Regions from separate parts of the Homo sapiens genome. Here regions 2 and 3 are each linked to region 1. The links are chromatin contacts, found by Hi-C in ENCODE. All regions are on one chromosome and are shown on one strand. The core of a region is the stretch at or near the end of the contact, and the rest is flanking DNA. Distances in the headings are between cores, read along the strand shown. Region 1 holds the start of PRDM16 (PR/SET domain 16). Region 2 overlaps PRDM16 (PR/SET domain 16). Region 3 overlaps PRDM16 (PR/SET domain 16).

The links. Hi-C counts contacts between places; a loop is a spot of excess contacts on that map. Pooled maps may share reads with other maps.
Region 2: a loop to region 1 is called in a pooled map, with 5 times the contacts of the local background. The contact joins the enhancer-like site here to the promoter of PRDM16 in region 1. A Hi-C loop is called at or near these places in 9 of 168 maps with a recorded cell type or tissue (aorta, ascending aorta, cardiac septum and 4 more) and 8 of 50 pooled maps.
Region 3: a map of tibial artery shows a loop between it and region 1 (5-fold over the local background). The contact joins the enhancer-like site here to the promoter of PRDM16 in region 1. A Hi-C loop is called at or near these places in 18 of 168 maps with a recorded cell type or tissue (Right ventricle myocardium inferior, aorta, ascending aorta and 7 more) and 18 of 50 pooled maps.

What each region holds. Positions count from the first base shown.
Region 1 is chr1:3,067,425-3,070,791 of GRCh38, forward strand. PRDM16 (PR/SET domain 16) reads left to right here and starts at 1,779. Exons shown (of 17, transcript NM_022114.4): 1 at 1,779-1,872. The coding sequence starts at 1,836. LOC124903827 (translation initiation factor IF-2) reads right to left here. Exons shown (of 5, transcript XM_047436614.1): 1 at 2,790-3,367; 2 at 798-1,547; 3 at 1-624. The coding sequence ends at 1,524. PRDM16-DT (PRDM16 divergent transcript) reads right to left here and starts at 301. Exons shown (of 6, transcript NR_015440.1): 1 at 1-301. It also overlaps the pseudogene LOC100420339. RefSeq lists an enhancer at 98-672.
Region 2 is chr1:3,194,083-3,197,449 of GRCh38, forward strand. The region is part of intron 2 of PRDM16 (PR/SET domain 16); the gene reads left to right. LOC107984909 (a long non-coding RNA gene) reads left to right here. Exons shown (of 2, transcript XR_001737869.2): 2 at 751-1,444. Among named protein-coding and RNA genes, the nearest start is that of MIR4251, 68 kb to the left of the region's middle. Within about 2 kb of position 1,514, at least 2 of the 41 ENCODE cell types and tissues checked have a DNase peak (open chromatin) inside an H3K27ac peak, as active enhancers do; they include ascending aorta, where a contact is called at or near this core.
Region 3 is chr1:3,173,320-3,176,686 of GRCh38, forward strand. The region is part of intron 1 of PRDM16 (PR/SET domain 16); the gene reads left to right. Among named protein-coding and RNA genes, the nearest start is that of MIR4251, 47 kb to the left of the region's middle. Within about 2 kb of position 1,717, at least 14 of the 41 ENCODE cell types and tissues checked have a DNase peak (open chromatin) inside an H3K27ac peak, as active enhancers do; they include ascending aorta, heart left ventricle, heart right ventricle and 3 more, where a contact is called at or near this core.

The DNA.
Region 1 (3,367 bases), core at 529-3,028:
CTGGAGCCGTGGGAGCCTTGGGAGCCGAATCTGGGTTCGAATCTGAGCAGGGAAGCGGTGCCGACCGCGGAGGATCCAAGGCAGAAGGCCCAGCGCACCGCCGCCGCCAGCTCCTGCCCAACCCGGCTCCGCTGGGCTTTTCCTCTGGGGTGGCGCCGGCCCCGCGCCCCTCCCCATCCGGGGCGCCTCTGCTAGGACACCGGGGTCTCGGGGTTTCTCAGGGCTGCTGCGTTTCACCTCCTTTAACGCGGAGGCGCGGAGTTGCACGTGTGGGTCTCAGTGGAGCCGCCACAGGTCTTATTACACAACAAAGGGCAGGGAGGGCAAGGCCAGGAGCCTCGCGGGGCGGCGCAGAGACCCCGCATCGCGGGCGCGACCCCTGCCTCGGGCTCAGGCTGACTCTGCGGCAGCTCCAAGTCCCGTTGCCGGGCAGGACTTCGGTGCTCCGGAAGGGTGCGGGGCAGCAACCTGGCCAGGGCAGCGCCTCGGTTTCCTTCCAATTCATTCTCGATTCCCAGATACTCAGATGAGAAATCCGCACTCAGGCCGTCAGGCTCCTGGGCCCGGGCCACCCTGCCTGCGCTCAGCCCGGCCCCTCCGCCGCAGCGCCTCGGAGTTTGGGGGCTACAGGGGAAGAGGAAGCGTCTGGTCGGCTCCCGTCCGAGCTGCTCCACCTGCGCCGCTGGCCTTTCCGCCCGCTACGCACCTGGGCCCCGAGAGGCCAGAGGGGAGTGTCCCCAGTGGCCCGGGTCCCCGAAGGTGGCCCAGCTCGGGCGCTCGCGCAGCCGGGTACTCACCTTGGGGGCGCGGCGGCAGGAGAGCGCGGGCGGAGAGGTGCGGGCGCCCTGGGACGACCAGCCGAGGACGCCTGGTGTTTGGACGGCTGCCCCCGCGCTGTCCCCCCGTGCGAGGCGTGTTGGCCTCCGTGGCCTCGCGAGGGACCGAGGGCGGCGGGTCCGAGTGCCGCCCGCCGGCCTGGGCAGTGGCGGAGCGCGGAGCTGGCGGCGCCTCCGCTGTTGTTTTTGAGCCGCGAAGCCCGAAGCAGCAGCCGTTGGGTGGGGGCGAAGGGGAGGAGGCGGGGGCCGGGAGGCGCGAGGGGGGCGGTGGGGCCCGGAGGGGGCTTCGGAGGAGCCGGGTTCTGGCGCGCGAGCCCCGACGCCCCCTCCAGCGATCGCAGGGCGGGGACGGGGGCCGAGGGGAGAATGCAGGAGAAAAGCGGGCCGGGGCGACGGGGAACGCAAAGCTTTTAAATTAGTAATCAAACGCAGTAAAACGGAGCAAAACCAGCCCGGACTCGCGTCCGAACTATCGGCGCGTGTGCCCCGAGATCCAAGGAAGTCGTGTGGAAAACCGCAGCCGCCGCCCCATCTTCGGCCCCGGCTGGGGCGGGAGCAGCAGCGCGACGCGCCGCGACGCAGGGGCAGGGTGGGGGGATAGTCACCTCGCCTCCGGGGCCACCTGGGTCCTTTTAAAGTGTCCGGGGTGCGGGCCCCGGGCGGGAGCGCCGAACACGGAATGTTTTCTTAAAGGGCCAGTTCCGAGCTGCGCTGAAAAGGGGGGGGGGGAGAGGGGGGAGAGATAAGTGAGACGAAGACCGAGAAGGCCGAGGAGAGCCCCCCAATCCCGCGCCGAGGCGGCGGCGGCGGCGGCGGCGGCGCGACGATGAGGATGATGAATACATTGCAAAGTTTTTTTGGCCCCGGCGAGGGGTGTCAGATTGAGTGCTCTGTGCGCATGTGCGAAGGTGTCCAAACTGACAATGCTGGGGAGATGAAGATAGTGTGTGGCTGCTTCTGGACTCAAGGAGGAGGAGAGAGATTCCGCGAGCCGACACCATGCGATCCAAGGCGAGGGCGAGGAAGCTAGCCAAAAGTAAGTCTCCCGCGCTCGGCCGCGCCGCGCCGCCGGGGCCCGGGCCGCCGGGCCGGGGCGCCCGGGCCAGGGGTGCGCGTCGGGGCGCGGCCGGCGCGCCTGCGGCTCCGGGCCCCCGGCTCGGCCGCGCGGCCCGGGGGGCTGCTCCGCCTCCCGCGCTCCGGGGCGACCGGGCTCGGCGCGGAGGCTCGGGGCGCCCGGGCCGCGCGCTCCCCGAAGGCGCCGGCCCCCTCCCCGCGGAACCCCCTCCCCCCCCACCAGTGTCAGGCGCTCGGGCCCGGGAACCCGAGGCGCGCGGTGGGGGCCGGGGAGGGGGGCGGAGGGGGAGGGCCGGGGGTGGAGGGGAGCGAAAAGTGAAAGTTAGCGAAAAGTTGACGAAAGGGGAGAGCAACTTTTTCCTCCCCGCTCGCTCTCTCCCTCTCTCTCTCCGAGTGGCTCTCAGTCCTGGTCAAATCATATTCCGGGCTTTTGAAATAGTGGGCGCTAGAGCACCGCCTTTGGCGTCCGCCAGCCGGGCGCAGAGGAGGGAGACCCCGAGCCGGGGAGGGGCGGAGGAGGGGGCGCGGGCCGGCGCCCACCCGGCTCCGCGGGCGCAGGGGCAGGGGTGGCGACGGCGGGACAGCCGCAGCCACTTGGGGAGCAAAATGGAGACTTTTGCCCGGGCTGGGAACTGTGGTCGTGAAGTTTATCCCCGGCTGTGCCCCGCGTGGTGGAGGGCGCTCCTCTGGGACGCCGGCAGCCTGCGCGGGCCGCCGGGGCGACAGTGCCTCCGACAGGAGGGACCCACCCGGCCACCTCCCGACCCGCCGCTGCCGCCCTCGGGCCCGCGTGGACCCCTCTGTACCCGCTTGCCTGGCACAGCCGGGCCCGGCGGGGACAGAGCTGCCCCGGCCAGGCTGCCCGGTCCTCGGTCTTACTTTCTCTTTCGCTCCGTCTCGGCCGAGCCCCGGGCTCCGCGCGCCCCGCCTGCCGCCAGCCGGTCCTTGCCGCGGGCCGGGTGCTCCAGCCACCCGCGCCCTCGCCCGCCACAGCGCCTCCGAGCAGCCCGCGCGCACCCCGCAGCCCCGGTCGCCGGCGCCATCCGCGGTGAGGCGGGCGGGCAGGTGAGGACAGGCGGAGCCGCGGCCCGGCCAGCGCGGCTCCCGCAGCCCCGCCGAAGCCCCGGCTGCAGCGAAGCGGCCAGCGCCGCGCGGAGCGGAATCGGCGCCGCCTGCTCCCGCCGCCCCCTCCTCTGCAGGCCGCCCGCCCGCCCACCCGCAGAAGAGGCGCCCGGGCCGCTCCCCTCGAGGTCCCCGCCCGACCCACGCCGTTCCGTCCGCGCCTCCGGGGCCGGGTCCCTCCAGGCCGGCCTCGCAGCTCCCGGGGCCGAGCCCCCAAACGTGAGCCGGGTGCGCGCGGGACTCGCGGCGGTTTTCCGAAGCTCCGCTCCCTCGGCTCGGGGCCCGCCCGGCTCGTCCCAACAGCTGCCCCGCGGCCGTAGGCCCCGCGCTCTGTG
Region 2 (3,367 bases), core at 264-2,763, 130 kb after region 1:
CTGCATGTCCTGTCCGGCACCTGCACCAGACCGCCGGGCAAGGGACAGGTGGGAGGGCTGAGGAACAAGGGCTCCCAAAGCACTCGTCTGGCCTTCTGCAACGCTCAGTGCACACTGGGGGGCTATTTAGGATGGTTGTTGAGGGCATTTAGTCACTCAGCAGACAACCGGCTCATCTCAGGTCCTGCAGAGGTGTTCACTGGTACCTCCCTGTGCAGGGCGCTTCCTTCTGTCTCTCCCATGCCCCTTTCACCCTGGAGCTGAGCCCCGCCATAAGCCCTCCTTGCTGGCCTGCTGTGGGGGCAGCCGGCGCTCATTGGCTGAGCTCTTAGATCACCCTATTACGCCTTATCCTTTAAATTCCAACAGAGGGGAAGGGGTAGACCATGGCAGGTGCTGGGGACCTCGGCTCAGGCTGGAGTCTCAGGGAGGGAGGCTGGGGCAGGTCTGATAATATCAAGGCTGGACTCTGCGGCAACTGGCCACTGTCTCCCCACCACACGCCACCGTCTCCCCACCACACGCCACCGTCTCCCCACCACACGCCACCGTCTCCCCGCCACACGCCACCGTCTCCCCGCCACATGCCACCGTCTGATCGCCACACGCCATCGTCTCCCCGCCACACGCCACCGTCTCCCCGCCACACGCCACCGTCTGATCGCCACACATTAGGGCTTGGTATTCTCAGTCCCACGTTTTATCATCTAAACGCCAAAACTCGTTCCTGGCCTGCCCTTTCTCTCCAAGGTTCCCAGATGCACGCTCCACTGCCCACACCACCCCCACGGTTGAGTGGGCTCGGCCCCGGGACGTGGCCTGGCTCTGGGCACCTCTGCTGCTCCACTCTGCGTGGAGAGTTCTGCGTGAGGCCAGGAAGCTTTGCCGCGCTTCCCCACTCAGGAGCTTCTGGATGTTTCTATGGAGGCCTCACGTCTAAAACCGTGAGCGCACCGGCCAGTGGATGCTCTGAGGAGTGTTCCCGTGGAGCCAGCACCGGGCAGCTCGGCGAGGCACACAGCGTCGGGATTTGGAGAGAGACGGGGCCCTGTGGGATGGTGCGGAGCCTGAGGCCACCGTGGGGACAGGGATGCAGAGAAACCCATGGGCCTCGGCGTTGCTCCGGGAGAAGCCGGCAGTGCCGTGGAGGAGTCACAGCACAGGCTTCCCATGTCCCCCGGCACCGTGACATCAGCCCTAGACGTTTTTAGCCCAAGAATGCCATGAAATCCTGCACTATCTTCGGCCCGGCTCGGAGGCACGGGTATATAAGGAATTTTAGAAAAAAGGAGAGAGAATGACTAAGAATACCTCCCTGATGGCTCTCCTTTACTTCCTTAAGGGGTAATAACTCCGCTGCAGCCCAGCAGAGGGGACTTTCTTTAAATAGAGCATTCTGATTCACAAGCGAAAAAGGAAATAAATATTTTCTTTTCATATTCGAGAGACATCTGTGAATACCAACTTCTTAAATAGTATTTTGCCAATCGCATCCCACACGCCCCGCCCCCCCTGTCCCAGTGACACCCAGAGCCCACCCTTACTCAGGAACCGGCCGCTTGTACCAAGAGACCTGAAAACATCATCAGGGCTGCCAGCCTGAAAATGTCTTCAGGGTTTTGCCAGAAGCAGGAGGGAGAAGGGCTTCTGCGTGGGGGCGTGGCCCAGCCTCCCCCTAGGTCCCCCAAGGCTCCCTGTGAGAACAGGGTGCTCCGGAGCCTCCTGCCCTTTTCCTTCCTCCCTTTCTTTCTTCCTTAGGGAAAATAAGGATTGGATGTGAAGGGAGTATGACAGAGGCATGTGGCCTCTGTATGGGCCTGGTGGGCACCTGCCGTGTGCCCTGGTCTCTGTGAGGCTCTGTCTACACTGGGACCCTCCCAGCTGTGCTGTGATTAGGACACAGCCACCCTCGCTCTGACAGGGGAACCCGGGGCTGAGAAGGAAGGAATAGCTCCCAGCCCCCAGGTTTGTCCATGCAGGGGCCCAGAGGCAGGTGTGGGTCCCGCTCAGTGACCCCAGCAGGAGCTCACTGGGGGCAGCCAGGCTCTTGCCAGGTGGGAGAGGCACAGGTGAGCTCCAGCAGGGGCGGCAGCTGGGCCCAGACCCGGTTCCTGCCCCCACTAACAGCATGTAGGTGGGGCAGTCTCAACTCTGCGCCTTGCAGGCCGATTGCCTGGGCCCAGTGCCTCATGCTCCTGCCTGAACATGGCTCTGTCCTCTGCAGGTCCCTGACCCAGCCGGGCCCTGGAACTTGACTTCACTACAGCCGATGGCCCTCTCTGGGCTTGGGGGAATTCTGTGTCGTAAACATGACCTCAGCCCCACTTTTTCTCAGAAGCTGCTGTCCCCTTGTTTGAAAGCAGGTCCCAAATGTAGACCCATGGGCCCTTGTGGGGCCTGAGAATGCTGGGGACACTTGGCAGAGAGTGAGGCTCACCGCCCGGTGCCCCTGCCTGAAGCTGGGATTCTGCGGTGGCCCCAGGGTGCCCGTGGCACCAGAGAGGGGTTCAGCCAGGAACCGCAGGGGTTCCTGACCCAGATGGTCAGCCTGTGAGACCCCCACCCAATTCCAGGCCACATTCTCTACCTACTACTGGCTGAGAGTTCCCGGGGGAGGTCCCAGGAGTCTGCATTCTGAGAAGCGATCATTGTGGGGCACTTGGAGGAGTCCAGCCCAGGAGGAGGCCCTGGGAAAGGGGCCCGCCCTGAACTTCCTTCCTCCCCTACCCATGGGAGCCCAGAGAGGCTTTTCCTAAAGGTGCCGAGGCTGACGGGTAGCAGCAGAGCCTTTCCTGACCACAGGCCTCAGCAGGGCAGGTGGAAGGAGCAGAAGCTGGAGCTGCGAAGAGGCGGGTGCCTGGGTCCACTGGGGGACCCCACTGTTGCCCAGGGGGGTCTGTGCAGCCGCTGAGGCTGGGGGGTGAGCTTCACACCACTGGCTCATCAGCATGGCTCCTGTCCCCGGCCACAGCTGCACGAGGCGGCCCGAGGCTGACCAGCCACGCGCCCCCGGGCATGGAGTGATGGCTAAGATAGGAGGGGCCCCTTGTCATACCTGAGTCCCCCTTGGGACATCACCATCTCCTCCCCCTCCCAGTGCAGTTATGAACTGGGCCCCAGGGAGGGAAAGAGTCATATGCGACCATGGGCTGGGTGGACCCAGGACAAGAGCCCAGGGTCCCGACCCCCAGGCGGGCCCTTTCTGCCCCTGCAGCTCCCAGATGTCAGCTGTGAGCAGGGCAGGCCCCTCCTTCCTGTGTGCCCCCAGCCATCACAGCGGCCCCAGCTCGTCGTGGGCACTCAGTCCAATTGTCCCTTGGGTGATCCTACAGCCTTGGCATCCTAGAGGAGCGTGCCCCATGAGCCA
Region 3 (3,367 bases), core at 467-2,966, 110 kb after region 1:
GGCATCGCGAGTCATTCAGCGCCTGCCCGGGGCGATGGAGGCGGCGAGGAAATACAGGATGCGGGCTCTGAAATGGGAACGCTGCTGTCCCCGGAGCATTGCACGGATAAATAATCGTCTTAGAATAATGCATCGGCTTTAGGTAGGGCCAGGTGGCCTGAGCTGCCCGACAGAGGCCTCCGTGGCCCTGCGTGAGGGCCAGATTCAGCTCGGCTGGTCAGGGGAGATTCCAGGGGCTGGGAGGGGCGTTCGTGGGCAGTGGCTTCGTGGACCCCAGTGGGACTTTGTGGTGGTCTGTGCAGCGCAGCCAGGCCCACCCGCCTGCCCCAGAGGCGTGGGCTGCGCAGAGGCTGGGGCTGTTTGCCCTTCCCCTTGGCAGCGGATGTGCTTCTCTCCGAGCTTCAGGGCCGGCCCCTGGTGGGGTGAATGGCAGTCACACATCCTCCAGGCTGTCATGGGGCCGAGGCTCCGTGCTCAGCAATGCGGTTCCTCTGGGTGGTTTATGCTCCCGGTGCAAAGCCTTTGTTCTTCCTCTGAGAGAAGGGGGCCAACAACCTGCTTCAGGGCACCAGGAGCACGTTACAGCCAGAGGGGCTGGCAAGGAGGGTCATGTGTTCTCGGCCGGGCCCGTGCTATGGCCCGTGCTATGGTCGCTTTGGTCTTTGTGTGAGTGTCTTGGGTCTGCTTTAACGAAAGAGCACAAACTGGATGGACTGAAACAACCGAAGGGTGTGCTCCTACTCCGGAGGCCAGAGACACAAAGCCAGGCTGTGGACAGGGTCTTGTTCCCTCTGGAGGTCCTAGGGGAAGAGTCCCCGCTCACCTCTCCCAGCTTCTGGTGGCTCCAGGCATTCCTTGGCTCGGGGCAAATCCCTGCCTCTGTCATCATATGGGTGTCACCTGGGCATGTCTCTGTGTCCTTCTCCTTGTCCTATAAGGACATCAGTCCCATTGAATTAGGGCCCTCCCTAGTGACCTCACCTGAACTTGATTACCACTATAAAGACCTTATTTCCGAATCAGGTCACATTCTGAGGCCTGGGGGTTAGGGCTTGAATGCACCTTTTGGGGTGACATCATTCAACTGGTTACAGTCTTGGGAGCCGCTGGCCAGCCTGGGTGACAGTGGGGGCTGGTGGAGACTCCCTGAGTCAGAAGGGCAGGGTCTGTGCTTGCCTGCTGTGTGACCTGGACAAGCCCTGGAGTGGGTCTCAATCTGCTTCCTTCATCTCTAAAGTGAAGGCAGCACTGTGGACTGTCCCTGCCTCCCTCCGTGTCTGCGACAAAGGCGAGTGTGTGTGAAGGTAGCCAGGCTGGGGGTTTGCATCTGGTCAGGATTGGGGAGATAAGGCAGGAAGCCCCACCTCTTTGCTGGGGAAATTTCTGTGCTTCGGTGGCTCCAAGAGGGCTGGGAGCCTGTCTCTGAGGTCAGGGCTCCGTCTTCCCAGGCTCTCCCGGGCCCTAATGACAATTCGGCTTCATCAGCCCTGCAGCTGGGGTTCAACGTTCCCCAGTCTCTGTGGGCCAGGTCCCGGGTGCAGGTTTGAGATAGAAACGGCAATTGATCATATTAATATTTAGCATGTTTGCAGAAACGGCTTTCTCAGTGCTATCAATCTGCTGTGTTAATAGCGGCCGCTTGGTTCTGGGCACAGACGCTCAGAAGGGGAATGCCAATGAGTCCCAGTGCCGCAGGGCAGCCGCGGTCCCGGGCTGGTCAGAAGGTGGGACCAGCGGCCAAGGCTCCTCCTAGCACCATTTCCTGGAGTTACGACAGCTTTGTTCTTGTCTCAAAGCCAAGATCCAGGGCGAGGGGAGAAGCTATTGCCTTTACCGCACAGTTTTAAAGACAGAAGAACAAGATAGAACTCCATCAGTTCCCAAGTTTCTCTTTCTAGCAAACTGTTTTTGGGAAGGGGCCTTCAGGATGACCCTGCCGCTCCAGGAGCCCTCCCACTGAAGAAGGGCCTTCTGTTCACCAGGGTATACTCGGCAGAGATGTAGGTGTACAGAATCCTCTGTGAGGAATGGGAACACCCTATTTTTTCTCTAGAAGTTGCCTCCGTGCGTGCCTGCTCTCCCCGATCAGCTCTCCCACAACCACAGCCTGCCTGATGCGCCCACCTCTCCCTCTCCCTGTTTTGTTCAGGGGGCAGGATGGCCCTTCACTGCTCATGGGGACTCATAGGCACCCAGTTGGGGGAACATTCTCCAGGTCTCTGACCCACTACACAGCACTCCTCCCTGCTTGGTTCTGAGAAGGAAAAGAGGAGCCAGAGGATGGGGCCCCAACAAGCCTCAGGTGGAAGCTGCAGTCCCGTGGAGCCAGGCACAGCTCCGGCCAAGTCCCAGAACTCAGACCTGCCCACCCGCCACATGGGTGCAGGGAGGGTGACAGCCGGTCAGCCCTGAAGAAGCAGCAGAGAAACCAGCCCTTTCTCCGAGGCAGGGCCTGGCTGAGAAAGCCCAGACGTTCCTCTCAGATGAGCCGATCAGGGTCAAGGGCAGAGAGGAGCCAGGGTTGTGTTAATGGAGCTTCACGGCTAGGGAAGGAAAGTCAGAAGTGGGAGTGAGGCTCCTGCCTTCTACCTCTTCTGTTGGAAACTGCCCTGGAGGTTGCCCTTACCCCATCCATCCATCCACTCACTCACCCATCCATCCATGCAGCCAGCCAGCCAGCCAGCCAGCCAGCCATCCCCTTATAAATCTATCCACCCATCCATCCCCTCATCCATCCATCCAACCATCCATCCATCCATCCATCCACCCATTGATTCACCTACCCATCCATTCATCCATTCCTTCATTAACCCATCCATGCACTCATTCATCTATCCATCCATCCATCCATCCATCCATCTATCCATCCATCCATTTACCCATCTATCCCCTCATCTATCCACCAAGCCATTCATCCACCTATCTATGCATTCATCCACCATCTGTCCATCCATCCATCCATCCATCCATCTATCCATCTGTCCATACATCCATCTATTCTTCCATCCATCCCTCCATCCATTCATCCCCTGTTCTCCTGGAGGCATTCACACCTTGAGGTGGCCTTTGGGGAAGAGCTGCCTCATGCTGGGTCCTGCCTCTTTCAGAGCAGGGCAGCACAGCTCCTCAGAGCAGGAAGACCCTTCTGGCAGACACCAGGCTGCATCCATCCATCCATCCACCCACCCATTGATTCACCCACCCATCCATTCATCCATTCACTCATTAACCCATCCATGCACTCATTCATTTATCCATTCTTCCTTCCTTCTGTCCATCCATCCATCATCCATTCATCTATCCATCCATCCATGTACCCATCTATCCCCTCATCTATCCATCCAGCCATTCATTCACCTATCTATGC